Regions from separate parts of the Homo sapiens genome. Here region 2 is linked to region 1. The links are chromatin loops, found by intact Hi-C in ENCODE. Cell type or tissue: MCF 10A. All regions are shown on one strand.

Region 1 (8,000 bases):
TTGAACATCGACTAAGCCAGGCACTCTGCAAACTGTATCAATCTAACTGAGGCTCCATCCCCAACCTGGAGAGCTTGTAAGCTAAGCACTATTAAAGGAGTTCCTGTATGAACCAAATCCTGGAGTCCTCCACACAGTTATTGATGCAGAGTTGCTCAGCATCTTTCATAGAGAAAATGCAGTCACATCCAATCTGTCATCAATAATATGAAATACTTATTTTGCTTATATTCAATATCATCAGAGGATCATTCAGAACAGGTGCTACCTAGATTTAAGACTCTTGGTGCTGTCATTATAATCAAAAGCACCTAACGACAGCCCACACATGCTAATGCAAACATAATAATATTAGTGCTTTTGGTTAAAACACGGCTCAGTGAAAGATTTCTGCAGGCCAGACGTAGTATGCAAGTGAAACTTTATTTTTAAACCCTTTGAGTAGCCCAGTGAAACAAGAATACTGTAATAAAGGTTATGTGCAGAGTGGAAACTTATCCCAGGGGTTTCTCCCACAATACACCTCACCTGGGTAAACATACATTTGCATATCAATGCATGGATTACAGACTTTTCCTTTTCTGAGAAAGAGAAGGTACCCTGTTACACACACAGGAGACCAACAGCCAGGAGCTTTCAAGTCCCATGCAATCTGAGAACAGAGGACTTAGGTCTTCAGAGCCCCAGAGGCCAGTCCTCTATAGCAATCTCTCTCTTCTTTCTCTTAGTGCATGGGGATTCTGTTTTGTAACTCGCCCCGCCTTCAGAGATGGCCTACTCCCATCTGGGAGGCTGTGCTGGCTTCTGCAGGAGCCAGCCAGATTTTGAAATTGCATTTGGAGCCAGTCACTGTAGAAAGGCTGGTTCTTGGAGGGGAAGAAAGGTGGCTTTGATAGTTATTGATGAGCTCACCAGGTAGGAATGGGACCTTTCAAATAGGGCAAATTAAATCCCAGGCCTTGAGCTTGGGGCCTGGGATTTGCTGCTGCTGCATTGCAAAGAGCAGGTGGGCAGGCTCTGGGAGTATCAGATGCACAAAGTACAGGTGAACAGGTAACCAGATTGGTATCTCTGCAGGTGCCCTGAGGCTGGGAAACAGCACTGGCGGGGTGGAGAGGCAGCCTGCAACTCGGTGTCCCTCTTGCCTGAAGCAGCCAACAGGTTAACCCAGGTCTGTTCCTGCAGGACTGACATGCGCTGGTTCCAGCCGATGAAAGCAGATGCAAATCAGTGCAATTTCCTCTGCAGCAATAATTAACCCACGGGAACCTTGCTGGAGCAGGTAGTTTCAGGAGAATGGCACTGAAGATGTTGGAGAGAGATTAGCATTTTTCAGCTCTCATCGCAGTGATTTGCGCTGCATTTTAGTGTGTATTCAGTTCCAACTCATTACCATAAAAAAAAAAACCCTCATACATTAAATTGCTAGGCAGGGGGAATCGACTTTGTTTAGGTAGATAGAGAGCCTGGGATGCTAGTGGACATTGCTGGAGAACTGGCCGTGAAAGTGTGTCCTCAGTTTCCTGATTTGTCATGGGAGGAACTTGGCCTCTCCAACCTCTAGAACCAGTCCAGCTGGCAACCTACTATTCTGTTTCCTTCCTTCCTTCCTTCCTTCCTTCCTTCCTTCCTTCCTTCCTTCCTTTTTATTTGAGATGGAGTCTTGCTCTGTCTCCCAGGCTGGAGTGCAGTGGCGTGATCTCAGCTCACAGCAACCTCCGCCTCCCGGGTTCAAGCAATTCTCCTGCCTCAACCTCCTGAGTAGCTGGGATTACAGGCGCATGCTACCATGCCCGGCTAATTTTTGTATTTTTTTTAGTACAGACGGGGTTTCACCATGTTGGCCAGGCTGGTCTCAAACTCCTGACCTTGTGATCCGCCTGCCTAGGCCTCCCAAAGTGCTGGGATTACAGGCGTGAGCCACTGCCCCAGGCCTGTTTGCTTTTATGAATTGGAGGACTGCCTGGGCCCAGGGAAGCCGCTATTCATCTGCCTAAGCTGTAGCTGTTGGATGACACAGGATCCTCATCTCAAGTTGCTTTGAGGACAAGACCACTTTCTTGGGCCCCTCTGCACGTGGGCAGTCCTTCCATGATGACAGCTGCCCTGTTATGGTGGGATTACTTTGGAGGGTGGATGTGGCCCAGGGAAGTGTGTATTCTCAGTGGGCAGGCCTTCTGTTTTGATCATTTTGTAGCCCAGCATCTAACACAAGGTGCTCGTGACTCAAGACCTTATGTAAAGAGGGAGGGATGAACACAAGGAAGAAAGTTCCCCAGAAATCCTTCCTTACACCTGAACCGATTCCTTCCTATATGTCCTCAGCTTGAGTCATTTTCTGTAGCTCCCTCTTATTTCCATCAGATACTTGGATACATTTTAAATTGTATCCCCCGAATATCAGTGAGAGAAATCACATCCATGATCTACACTGCATTGACCAGGCCATCCAGACAGAGAGCGGGGATGGCTTGTCTCCCAGGGCAGTGGTGCCACGTGCCAGCCTAGAGGTTTCGGTTTACCTGCATGCACCACGGTCCCTTGAGAATCTGTGCCCTTCCCCTCCTGGTAGGGGATGCTTGGAAAGGGTCAATCTGAGGCCCTTGCTTTCATGAAGGGCCTTGAGGCCCACAGCCAGGCTTCTAGAAATCTAGAATTGACCCTGGTTTCCAGAATGACCAGTTTGCATTTCCTTTATCTGCACAAAGAAGCGGATTTCTTGGGGGTCTTCTGGGTGTGAGCGTAGTGAGTGTGAATGCATCAAGGTGCCTAAAAATACAAGGACAGATGCCAAATATAAGCATTTTTACCTTGAAGCTGCCTTGAATTGAGTTTCGCAGGAAAAGTGTATTAAAATAATTCTTAAAAACTTGGAGCTCTTAAATGTTTCTATTTCTGGGGGGTGGGGGATGGGGATAACTGTCTCCACTGCCTGCCTGCCTTCTTTCCTTCTTTCCTTTTTTTCTCTTTCTCCTTTCTTCCTTCCTTCCTCCCTCCCTTCCTTCTCCTTCCTTCCTTTCTTTCCTCTTTCTTTCCTCTTTCTCTCTCTCTTTCTATCTTTCTTTCTTCTTTCTTTCTTTTCTTTCTTTCTCTTTCTTCTTTCTTTCTTTCTCTTTCTCTCTCTCCTTCCTTCCTTCTCTCTCTCTTTCTTTTTTTTATAAAGTATTTTAAAAATCAGCCTGGCCAACATGGTGAAACCCTGTCTCTATTAAAAATACAAAAATTAGCCGGGCATGGTGGCAGGTGCTTGTAATCCCAGCTACTCAGGAGGCTGAGGCAGGAGAATCGCTTGAACCTGGGAGGCGGAGGTTGCAGTGAGCTGAGATTGCGCCACTGCATTCCAGCCTGGGAGACAGAGCGAGACTCCATCCCCCCCCAAAAAAAAAATGTTAAATGCAGTTTCATTAGGAGACCCCTTAGAGCCGGATTGTGAGCACAAATGGAGGTGCTGGTTCCAACATGGAAGGGCAATTCCTGGTTATGAGGGTATCATCCAGACAACCCACAATAAACCGTAATTTTTTCGTACTACTAACAAAAGGCAAAGATAAAATGAAAAAAAAAATCCATGAGAAAGAATGTGGAGTGATCTGAGCATGTGCTTGAGAAGCAGCAGCACACGCTCTGAAAATCAGGACTGCATTTCTGGCTCTGTCTTGTAAGGGTATGTGGCTTTGGGCAAATTACTTGACTTTGTCAAGCCTCAGTTTCCTCATGAGGAGTAAAACCAGGATTATAATAGCATATCCCTCCTAGGCTTGCTGTGAGGAATAACTCAGAATTACATAAAGTGTGTCATAGAATGTCCTGTATGTAGGAAGCACCAAGGCATGGGCGGGAGATGAGATGCCCAGCCCTGAATGATCACAGGACCTCAAGCTGAAGAGGACCTCAGAGGCCATGTAAGCCAGCTTGATGGATAGACCTCAGGGGCCAGGAAGGCTCAGGGTCTGCCAGGGGGCCCAGAGAAAGCTGGCGGAGTTGCTGAAACCAAGCACCATGGCTCCACACTCTCCCCAGGTGGCACGAAGCAAGCCTCGTGTCTTCTCTTCATTACAGTCTGCCTCTTTGTGCAGGAAGATCACCTGTGTTTGAAATGCATTTTGCTAAATAGGCATCATAGAAATTCTGATGCTTTGGTGACTCCTCAAATTCAAGACCACCTCTGTAGCATATGACCCCCTCCAACAATGTAGGAAGACAAAACTGGCAGCTGTGAGACACGGTTTCCATGCCATGATGTGCGAATACAGGACCAATGTCATTTACACAACCCGCTTCTTTTTTTTTTTTTTTTTTAGACGGCGTCTCACTCTGTCACCAGGTTGAAGTGCAGTGGCGTGGTCTTGGCTCACTGCAACCTCTGCCTCCGGCTACACAACCCGCTTCTGACCTTCAGAGCTTGCTGGACTGCTTGCCTTCCTTCTCACTTCCACTGCCACCACCAGCAGCTAGCTTTCTTTTGGGGGCCATTTTTACACAGAAAAGCAAGTGTGTACCCCTTTATGCATATTACTGTGTTGCAAAAAGGACCAGAGTATAGCAAGGCTTTGGGGAGGGGAGGAGTCTGGGTGGTTAGTTAGGTTCACCCTCTAGTTGTGTGGCTTCCGTCTCCTGCCTGATTCCAGCGGGGCCACAGCTGAATGACAGACTCTCACACTTGTAGGTGACTGTCCGCAGAGCTTAGGTTATGCTGCAGTAATAAGCAAGCCCCAAATCTCAGTGGCTTAAAAAAGCAAAGGGTTTTTTTTACTGGTGATGTACATCTAGCGCAGGTCAGCAGGCGGCGCTGGTCATGGCAGGGACCCAGGTGGTTGGAGGTTCCATCTTGACTCATCCTTCCATGATTGCAGGGATGGCACTAAAGGGAAAGTGCTGAATCACACACTGGCTCTTAACACATCCACCTGTGAGTGACACCTATCACTTCTGCCAGCATCTCATGGCCAAGACTTGTCTCACGGCCACACCTTACTTTGAAGGGAACAGGGAAGTAAGTACATGCCTACCACATGCCCAACAAAAGAACAGAAGGGAAGAAGAAGTGGAATATTTGTTCGTTTATTTATTTATTTTTTGAGACAGGGTCTCACTTTGCTGTCCAGGGGCTGGAGTGCAGTGGCTTGATCATAACTAACTGCAGCCTCGAACTCCTGGGCTCAAGTGATCCTCCCATCTCAGCCTCTTGTGTAGCTAGGTCTACAGGTGCACACCGCCATGCCTGACTAATTTTTATACAATATTTTAATAGAGATGGGGTCTTGCTGTGTTGCCCAGCCTGGTCTTAAACTGTTTTTTTAATAGCTAGTCAGGTGTGGTTATTTTGGGAGACAATGTTAAATCAGCTTAACAATAACCTACAACACTTGGACCAACTATGTCTCAAATTTCTGACCTCAAGCAAGCCTCCTGTCTTGGACTCCCAAAGGGCTGGAATTATAGGCCTGAGTCACCACATCTGGCCATATTTATTCTTAAAAAACCCCTAACTCTTTATGAAATTTTAATTGATGCATAATAAAATATGCATATTTAAAGTCTACAGTTTGATAAGCTTGACACACACATATGCCCATGAAACCACCACCCCCACAATCACAATAATGAATATTCCATCACTGCTGGAAGTTTCTTTGGGATCCTTTGCCATCTCCACACCTGTGACATCCGTACTCCTCAATCCCCAGACAAACACTGATCTGCTTTCTGCTGCTGTATAGATTAGTTTGCATTTTCTAGAATTTGATATAAATGGAATCACACAGCATGTTCTCTTTTGGTCTGGCTTCTTTCACTCAGCATAATTATTTTGAGATTCATCCATGTAGAAGAGGAATATTTGTGATATCTACCACAGCAGACTTTTGGATTAATGGACTTTATTCTTTCCAATAAGTTAACTGATGTGGGTTGAATTCTGTCCCCCTCCACTCCCAATTCATATGTTGAAGTCTTAATCCCCTGTACCTAAAAACGTGACCCTGTTTGGAGATGGGATCTTTATTTTTATTTTATTTTATTTTATTTATATATGTATATTTTTGAGACGGAGTCTCACTCTGTCTCCCAGGCTGGAGTGCAGTGGTGTGATCTCAGCTCACGGCAACCTCTGTCTCCTGGGTTCAAGTGATTCTCCTGCCTCAGCCTCCTGAGTAGCTGGGGTTACAGGCGCATGCCACCATGCCTGGCTAATTTTTGTATTTTTAGTAGAGATGGGGTTTTGCCATGTTGGCCAGGCTGGTCTCAAACTCCTGACCTCAAGTGATGCACCCTCCTCGACCTCCCAAAGTGCTGAGATTACAGACGTGAGCCACCGCACCTGGCCTGGAGATGGGGTCTTTAAAGAGGTAACTAAGTTACAATGAGGTCGTGAGGGTAGGTCCTAATCCAACGTGATGGGTGTCCTTATAGGAAGGGGACATTTGGCCACAGGCGGCTGTGAAGGGAGAACTTCATGTGAACGTGTAGACCTGCACGCCGAGGAGGGGCCTGGAACAGATCCATCCTTCACAGCCTCGGAAGGAACCAACCTGCTGGCACCTCGATCTCAAATTCCTGCCTCCAGAACTGGGCGACAAGGCGTTTCTGTTGTTGAAGCCACCCAGGCTGTGGCACTTTGTTATGGCAGCCCTAGTGAAAGAATTCAGTCACTTTTATTTCCAAGGGAAGCCGAGTTAAATGAGCTCCCTCAAGAGATCTTCCTGCAATATTTGGGACGTGTCTGTGTGTGCGTGGACAGGGCCGTCTGCAGGCGGACCAGCATGCGGCGCTGGCAGGCACCTCCTGTGTCACCCTTCAGGCATCCAGGGAAGGAAGCAGATAAAATGAAGCTCTTCATGCCCCAAGTTCCATTTCTTCTTTGGAATGCTCGAAGGCTTCCCAGCTGTTCCGTGTTCAGGCCTGGCTTTCGAGAGGCTTCAGGCCGGAGGGGGGAAGGTGGCTGAAGCTGGTCCTCGGTCTCTTCGAGCCCCTCAAAGAACTCTCTGGGTGCATTAGAAACCATCCTTGTGCTGCTGGCAGCAGTTGCCATGCTGCTGAAGAATGGTGGCAAAGCCCAAATGGAAAAGGAGTCTTCTGTACTCGTGGCTTCCAACCCCAAAGAACAGAAAGCCAGGGCCCTCATTCTCCTCTGAACTGTTATCTGGATGGTTCACCAGGAGCACAGCTCCTGTGTTCCTCGCTCGCTCCCCCTGAAGGCCCTGAAGACCACATGATGTTGCCTGCCACTGTGGGAGTGACACGCTCCCCTGGTCTCAGCCTGGACGGGTCCTGACAGGTTCAGTGAGAGAACAAAGCGTCATTCTGAGGGTGAGGAATTTCACTCAGCAGCAAACATGTGTTGCGTGTCTGCTTTGTCTCAGACACCGTACGATATGCCGTTACATTTACTCCATTTCATCCTTGTGACAATCCTGTGAGATAGGAATTCCCATGTCCACCTAAGAGATGAGGAAACCGAGGCTCAGAGGGACAGGGAACATACAACTGGTGAGGGGCCAAGACGGTTCTAGAACATCCATCTTTTGGCATCAAGGAGAGTACATAGGAATCACCTAGCATGTTACTGGGAGGTCCAGACACTCAAATGTGAATTTGCTTCTCTCTCTAGAGAGCTACCAGATTTAGCAAATAAAAGGGCAAGACGTTTAGTTAAATTGGAATAGAATTTCATGTAAACAATGAATACTTTTTTTTTTTTTGAGACAGAGTCTCACTCTGTTGTCTAGGCTAGAGTTCAATGGCAGGATCAGAGTGCACTGCAGACTCCATCTCTTGGGCTCAAGTTATCCTCCCACCTCAGCCTCCCAAGTAGCTAGAACTACCAGGTGTGCACCACCATGCCCAGCTAATTATTTTATTTCTGTAGAGATGGGGTCTCACTATGTTGCCCAGGCTGGTCTCAAACCCCTGGCTTCAGCAATCCTCCCACGTTGGCCTCCCAAAGTGCTGGGATTATGGGTGTGAGCCACCATGCCTGGCCAACAAATATATATTTTTTG
Region 2 (8,000 bases), 570 kb after region 1:
AATACAAAATTAGCCGGGCATGGTGGTGCATGCCTGTAATCCCAGCTACTCAGGAGACTGAGGCAGGAGAATCGCTTGAACCCGGGAGGCAGAGGTTGCGGTGAGCCGAGATTGTACCATTGCACTCCAGCTTGGGCAATAAGAGCAAAACTCCATCACAAAACAAACAAACAAACAAACAAACCCACCACTATAGTTCCCAACTGGTGGGCATCAGTATTTATAGAGAACTGTGGTCGAGTGCTAAACTGCACAGCCCTGCTCATTCATATAGACATTAATATTTTTCGTAGTGTCATCTCTAGCTACGAAAAGAAATTGCCCAAAGAATACTAGATTTGGTGCTAGTGTACTGATACCTAGATTTTCAAACTGAATGCAAATAAGATCAAGGACTATTTCTTTTACTTCCTTTACAGCCAAACCCAGCATTTTGCTCCTCCTAGCAAAAGGAATTGGGTGGGGATGATGGGGCAGTACATTTTGCAATAACTTACTATTATCATTCTCTCACTGTTTCTTTGTGCTTTAACACTTTTGCTTACACAGCCCCCCTCCCTCACTCCACCTACCCCCAAAGTCTTCTTGGTCTAGTTTCAGGTCTCCTGCTGATAAGATGCTCAGGCTTTTTGTGTTCTTATCTGCTGCCAGATAAGGGGTGGGGTGCTCTGTGTGTATCTCTCTCTCTCTCTCTCTCTCTCTGTGTGTGTGTGTGTGTGTGTGTGTGTGTGTGTAAAGGAGTGGGGAGGAGGTCTTCAATTTTGAGGATGGAGGAGGCAAACAGGAAGAGGTTTCTTCCAAGGTTTGGTCTCTGGGTAAAGTATCTAAAAAACAATTCATCCTTTCACACTGAAAAAACCTACCTCCTGCTGGTATATCTCCTTTACGGCCTTATGCTACGCACCTGGCTGTCTCCTTCCCATGCCTGGCTCACATGACAAGCTCCCTTCATTTTCCTTAGCCTGGGTAGGTGCTGGCACAGGGAAAGGGGGAGGAAGATAAACCTGCCCTGTCACAGGGCTTTTGTGAAATGCACAGGGAGTATATAGCAGACAGAGGCGGAAATCCATCTTGACTAATTGACTGCTAGATCGAGAAAAGTTAAATAGTTAAATAGCACCTATTTCCTACAGACTCAGAAACATTGAAGTATTTATTAGCTGATGGGAGCAACACTGAACTTAAAAAATAAAACCACTCATCATTAGTAAGATATGAGATTACCCGCTTGAACCCGGGAGCCAGAGGTTGCGGTGAGCCGAGATCGCGTCACTGCACTCCAGCCTGGTCAACAGAGCGAGACTCCATCTCAAAACCAGCTTAAAAACACACCAATCTAGCCAGGCGAGGTGGCTTATGCCTGTAATCCCAGCACTTTGGGAGGCTGAGGCAGGTGGGTCACCTGAGGTTGGGAGTTCGAGACCAGGCTGACCAACATGGAGAAACCCCATCTCTACTAAAAATACAAAAAAAAAAAAAAAAAATTAGCTGGGTGTGGTGGCGCATGCCTATAATCCCAGCTACTTAGGAGGCTGAGGTAGGAGAATCGCTTGAATCCGGGAGGCAGAGGTTGCGGTGAGCCAAGATTGTGTCATTGCACTCCAGCCTGGGCAACAAGAGCAAAACTCCGTCTCAAAATAATAATAATAATAGTAACAATAATATATAAAAATGAAAAAATAAAAACACATCAATCTTTAAACTGAACATCTCAACACTTTCAGCAAAGATGTCTTTTCCTTTTTACTTTATGACATTCGATAAACAATGCCTTCAGAAGAACGTAAGAGTTTGGGAACTCTTGTGTAGTAGAATTCTTCAGAGAAACAGAACCAATAAGATGTATGCGTATATAGAAAGAGATTTATTACAAGGAATTGGCTCATGCGATTATAGAGGCTGGCAAGTCCCAATGTGCACTATTGGCTGGCAGCCTGGAGACCCAGGAGAGCTGATGGTGCAGATGAAGTTTGAAGGCTGTCCGTTGGTGGAATTCCCCTTTGCTTGGGAGGCTGATCTTTCTGTTCTATTCACATTTTCAACTGATTGCATGAGGCCCACCCACACTATGGGGGGCAATCTGTCTTACTTAAGAGTTCACCAGTATAGTGTTACTGTCATCCTAAAACATCCTCATTTACCAAGAAAGAACCCAGCAGACAACATGTTTAAGTGGGAAGAAAACATAGATGCCACACTGCAGGAGAACTAGGACAAAGCCTGCAAACTGCCTTGCAGAGGGGACTGATGCCAATGGCATCTGTTTTGTGAGGTGTAAGCCATTTTTGCCCTAAGTAGAAAAAAAAAAAACCCATACACTACCTCAAGTGGGAAACCTTGAAAACTGTTTCAGTAGCTCACCTTAAGAGCCTGTCACACCCTCCTGAGGAATCAGTAACGTCTACTTAATAGGCAGTCAGTGCCCTCTGGCTCTGAGTCCTGGTACAAAAATTTAAAACTCTCTGCCAGACCCTCTCTAAGGATACCTACTTACAAAGTAGGGAAAGGGAATTCCCAGTATTCCAGGAAAAGCTATTAGTACCTCCGTAGCTCCTGCTATTGGTGATGATTTGATTGGCCTGATATGTCCAAGTCTCTGGCTAAATGGAGCAGGTAAAACGTGCTTGGAAGCGCTTTCTCTAGACTTCAATCGCTTATCAGTGGGCTAGCAAAATAAAGACAGCCGGTAATGGATTTCACCTCCTTCTTTATTGCAAATGCAGCTATTAAAGGCCCCTCTGGCGTGCTCACACTGGCGAGAACTCCCTGGGCTTTGACTTCTCCCCGCAGTGATGTGCGGCCTTCTATGGCATCACAATTCATCATTTAACAGGAATCCTTGTGTGACTGAATCTATTGCCATCTCTTTCCTCTGTCAGAAGCAGAAGAGTGAGCGATTCTGACAGTGGCAGAGAGCCTGAGAATTCTGATTTTGCCTCAGAAGCAGGCTGGATGGGCAGGCTTAATCCTGCATTCTCTGCCTGCCAAACCCTTATGGATTTGACTGAAGACTAAAGAAGCCAGACCCAGGACCAGAAGGAGCCTCCATGGATTACCTTACAGATACTGACACGGTGCAGCCCACTTAAGCATAGGCTTTTTTTTGGTTTGTTTGCAGAAAAGCAAAAAAAAAAAAAGGAAATGAAAGTAGCTAGTAGCAGAAATAAGAACTTTTTTTTTCTTTTTAAAATGCTTTTAGATTGTGTTTAAAAGACAAACTGATGGGAAATTTGGTGACTCCAATTGTTCATAGCAGTTTTACTGGAGTCTCAGGCGACACACACAGAAGCAGTCAGTATGATATGAACATGGTCTTGGAGACACCATGAGATTGGGCGGGCCACCCTTTCCTCCCTTTGGTTAGTCCAGTGAACCTCTAAGTAGTCCGTGCTTCTCTTTATGTCCATCAGCCAAAGAGCAAGGCCGACCAAGCCAAGGTGAGACAGTATCTATATATAATGGAATGATTTGCTGAATGTTGAAAGGATGGCTTATCCCAATACTTAACTATTTTCCCTCCTTTCCTTGGCAATTTATTATGCATATCTGCCATGTGAGTGGGGAACGTATGAGTAAGACCAGCAGTTCTCAATCCACTTGTGGAACCTTAAAAAAATGTATAGATGATTGTGCCCTGTACTCAGAGTTTCTAGATGAATTGGTCTGGGGTGAGGCCCAGGCATTCAGTATGAACATGTGTCTCCCAGTGATTAAAGATTTCTGGTGATTCTACTTGTTGGTTTCTGTTTCTTTATAGGTCTAAACGATCAAGTCTGGGCAACAGTGAATGTCAGTTTCAAGGCAGAAATGATGGTGGCAATCCGTTAGGAAGAGGCCCCTAACCCTGGAAAGCGGGAGGTGGTCAAAACTAATGGAGCTAGCAGGACTAAATGATAAGCAACTGGGTGGGAGTCCTGTACCAGAGAGAAATATAGAAAACTCAACAAGGGAAGCTTGAACAAACAGGGACTTATTTTTCTCATATTATAGACTATCAAGAAATAGATATTTGCTAGCATTGGTTGAATGGCTTCAAGGAACCCAGGTTCCCTCTGCGTTTTCTCCCCTGCGACTTTTCTTGTGGTGTTTGTCATCTCGTGCTTGTTCTCTCATGGGTTCAAGTTGGCAGCTATAGGTCCAGAGAGCACTCTGTGATCAGGCAGGAAGGAACAGAGGAGAACTGTGGCAACAATGGTTTCTTTCCTTTTATCAGAAGCAAAAGCTTTCCCAGACACATCCCTAGCAGACTGCTGCTTATGTCTCATTGTCCAAGACTAGGACACAGAGAGCACCCATTGCCCGACTTGTAATGATGGTTGGAGAAGCAGGGAACAGGCTTGTCCTGTTTGCTGCCTAAACATAAGCCATTGGCCAAGGGCCAGTATGTTGCCATCCTGAGAAAAATGAGGGTTTGACAGCGAGGGAGAAGGGAGGATGGTTGTGGGGTTAATAATGAATGGTGTCTGCCACAGATCCTCACTGGGAATTTGAGTTTTCTAGATATCGCACTTAACATAAACGTGTTAATGATTCTGCAGCTGCATTTTTCCACGGAGGTTCTCTGAGGGCTTTCGGGGGAACATCAGAAGGCAAAAATTTCAGACAGAGCCTATCAAGAATCTCCTTCCCTTTCTTAGAGCCTTAGACGTAAACAGCTGAAAGCTATAGCTGAAGTCTTGCTATGTAATTGCTATTTCCTTTCTTTTTATACTTGTTTTCCACTTTGCAACTATGAACATTTAGTTGAAAGGATGGAAAAAGCACACTGCGCTGACAACAGCACCATCTAATGTCCAGAGAAATGTCAGCTTCTGAACAGATGCTAGTTTTTGGTTATGCAACTGCCTGTGCATTCTGGACCATGAACGCATGCAAGATTTGTGCATTTAAGAAGCATCTTTTCAGTGGGGTTGGAGCTCTGTGTACCTCTCTCAGGTCAACATTGTTATCATTCATTACGTAGTCCTATAGCCCTCACAGTGCCATGGCGCCCTTGCCCAGTGCTTCCCTCATGGTATTACAAAAGACTGTTAAGCACCTGCAGTGTGTGCCTTGAAAATCCCAAACAGTGAGTCCATGCAAATGCTCTTTTTCTTTTTTGTAGAGACAGGGTCTCACTCTGTTACCCAGGCTGGAATGCAGTGGTGTAATCACAGCTCACTGCAGCCTCAATCTCCTGGGCTCAAGTGATCCTTTTGCCTCAGGCTCCCAAGTAGCTGGGACTACGGGCACATACCACCACACCCAGCTTTCTTTTTTTGGGGTAGAGACAGGGTCTCCCTATGTTGCCCAGGCTGGCCTCAAATTCCTGGCCTCAAGGGATCTTCCTGCTTCTGCCTCACAGTGCTGGGATTACAGGCAAGAGCCACCATGGCTGGCCCCATGCAAACACTCGTGAAGGAAGGAGACATTTGAAAGAACATTTATCTGGATCAGCTTCCCTGACTTATGCTTTCTATTTCCCTTTTACTCTTGCTCCTTTCTCCATTACCCTTACTAAGAAGGAAGCAGTGTCCATTTCAAGTTGGGAAAGTGAGAAGAGTCAGAATTAAAGTCAGAGATGCAGCAGAGCAATCACATCTATAGGTGCACCATTTCAGATCAGAAGGAAATAAAAAGCCATTTTTAGACACCTTATGGTGAGTTTTAAAATATAAGGTGTAGTCAATAACACCTCTACATTCTAAGTTTGTTGGAACCAGTGTAGTCAGAGCTGTGGGATGCAGAGGTGGAGGAGGGATCTCAGGGCAGAAAATGACTTCTCGGAGGCCCCTGCTGGACGTTCCCATCCAGGATGACAAAAGCACAGGCTTCTTTTTTATTTGATTTGATTTGATTTGATTTTTATTTTTGAGACGGAGTTTTGCTCTTGTTGCCCAGGCTGAAGTGCAATGGCGCGATCTTGGCTCCCTGCAACCTCCGCCTCCTGGGTTCAAGCGAGTCTCCTGTCTCAGCCTCCCGAGTAGCTGGGATTACAGGTGCATGCCACCATGAACGGCTAATTTTTGTATTTTTAGTAGAGACGGGGTTTCATTATATTGGTCAGGCTGATCTCGAACTCCTGACCTCAGGTGATCCGCATGCCTCGGCCTCACAAAGTGCTGGGATTACAGGCATGAGCCACCGTGCCCAGAGCACAGGCCTCTTTTTAAAAACTGTACATATTTGTTGCCCGAGGAAACAGAGGATGCGGCTGACTTTGGGTGTACGGCAGCAGTCCTCAACCTTTTTGGCACCAGGGACCAGGTTTCGTGGAAGACAATTTTTCCATGGAGCCGGGAAGGTGGGGGTGGCTGCTGATTTGATAGGAGGCGGAGCTCAGGTGGTAAGACAATCTAAGGCCGCTGCTGATTTGATAGGAGGCGGAGCTCAGGTGATAATGCCCACTCGCCTGCAGCTCACCTTCTCCTGTGCAGCCTGGTTCCTAACAGGTCACGGAGGGGTAGCGGTTCATGGCCCAGGGGTTAGGGACCCCTGGTGTAAGGGATACGTGAGCTAGACTGAAGTAACTAAACTCTACTACTTTAAAGGGAGGAAAACTCAGACACTCATCCATAGTACACCTGCTTTTGATGTTAAAATAACAGTCACGACCCTAATTCATCTATGGATGAAGCAGGAAAATTGCAAGGAATGAGGAAAGAAAACTATTCTAAATCCTATTCACATATGGCTTCCAATGCAACTATTCATCTCCATGAGGATGCGGAGGGGTAGCTGGCTGTTCACACGCTGGATCGCCTCTGTGTATCAAAGCTGCGTATTGTTTCATGTTGAACCAGGCCACAACGATTTCAGCTTGCAAATGTTCATGTTTCAAGGGTAATTATGTCACTAGAAATTTTCCAGCTGATTAACTTAGAATTCTATCACTATAAAATGCTGAATTTTTATTCATCCAGGTTAAGTACTTATTGAGTAACTAACATGCTTCTGGTAATAATGTTGATATTTAGTATACAAATGAATTAAAACCAAATCCCAATTTTTTTGCGGGGGGGGGGTATTTTTTTTTTTTTTTTTTTTTTGAGATGGAGTCTCACTCTGTCGCCCAGGCTGGAGTGCAGTGGGGTAATCTCAGCTCACTGCAACCTCCGCCTCCAGGTCCAAGGGATTCTCCTGCCTCAGCCTCCAGAGTAGCTGGGACTACAGGCGCATGCCACCATGCCTGGCTAAGTTTTTGTACTTTTAGTAGAGATGGGGTTTCACCATGTTGGGCAGGCTGGTCTCGAACTCTTGACCTCAAATGATCCACCCACCTCAGCTTCCCAAAGTGCTGGGATTACAAGCATGAGCCACCGCGCCCAGCCAAAATCCCAGTTCTTAAGGGGCACATAAGTAGTTGCAGAAACTACACCTCCATCCATTCATACAACCATAATTTACTGAGTACCTACTATGTGCTAGACATCTATGATCTAGAATTTCTACAGGCAGTACACTGGACGTGGCAATTGTATATTTTTCTTTCTGGATGTTTTGGAGGTATTGCAGAAAATACCACAGCCTTTGAGTCAGACAGCTCTGCTGCTTTTTTCATCCTGTAATATCAGGGCAAGTAACTCAACCTCTCCTATTTTCAGTTTCCTCATCTGTAAAATAAGAAAAGTAAAAACACTTCGTTTATGAGTTGTTTTGAGGGTGAAGTGCAATAATATATATACAGATAGATATTACCATGTCTGGTCTTTAATAAGTGTGGTAACGATTAGCCATTATTATTACTACAATTAAAAGTTTGAGGAAGGCTGGGCGCAGTGGCTTACACCTATAACACTTTGGGAGGCTGAGGTGGGTGGATCACTTGAAGTCAGGAGTTCAAGACCAGCCTGGCCAACATGGTGAAACCCCATCTCTACTAAAAATACAAAAATTAGCTGGGTGTGGTTGTGCACACCTGTAATCCCAGCTACTCAGGAGGCTGAGGCAGGAGAATTGCTTGAATCTGGGAGGCAGAGGTTGCAGTGAGCCGAGATCGTGCCACTGTCCTGTAGCTTGGG

The links. Hi-C counts contacts between places; a loop is a spot of excess contacts. Peaks named below come from ENCODE experiments on the same cell type or tissue, not always from the same donor. Only the 100,000 strongest peaks of a DNase experiment are listed, where the experiment ranks them.
Region 2: a loop joins it to region 1, with 9 times the contacts of the local background. A loop is called at or near these places in 2 of 110 quality-filtered maps.

What each region holds. Positions count from the first base shown.
Region 1 is chr1:235,053,943-235,061,942 of GRCh38, reverse strand. No RefSeq gene overlaps it. Among named protein-coding and RNA genes, the nearest start is that of LINC01348, 12 kb to the left of the region's middle. RefSeq lists an enhancer at 6,186-6,685. In MCF 10A, a CTCF peak has its summit at 4,772 (motif pointing right); DNase peaks (open chromatin) are centred at 782 and 4,872.
Region 2 is chr1:234,483,927-234,491,926 of GRCh38, reverse strand. No RefSeq gene overlaps it. Among named protein-coding and RNA genes, the nearest start is that of TARBP1, 8.7 kb to the right of the region's middle. RefSeq lists an enhancer at 3,305-3,364 and a silencer at 4,788-4,877. In MCF 10A, a CTCF peak has its summit at 4,785; a DNase peak (open chromatin) is centred at 4,796.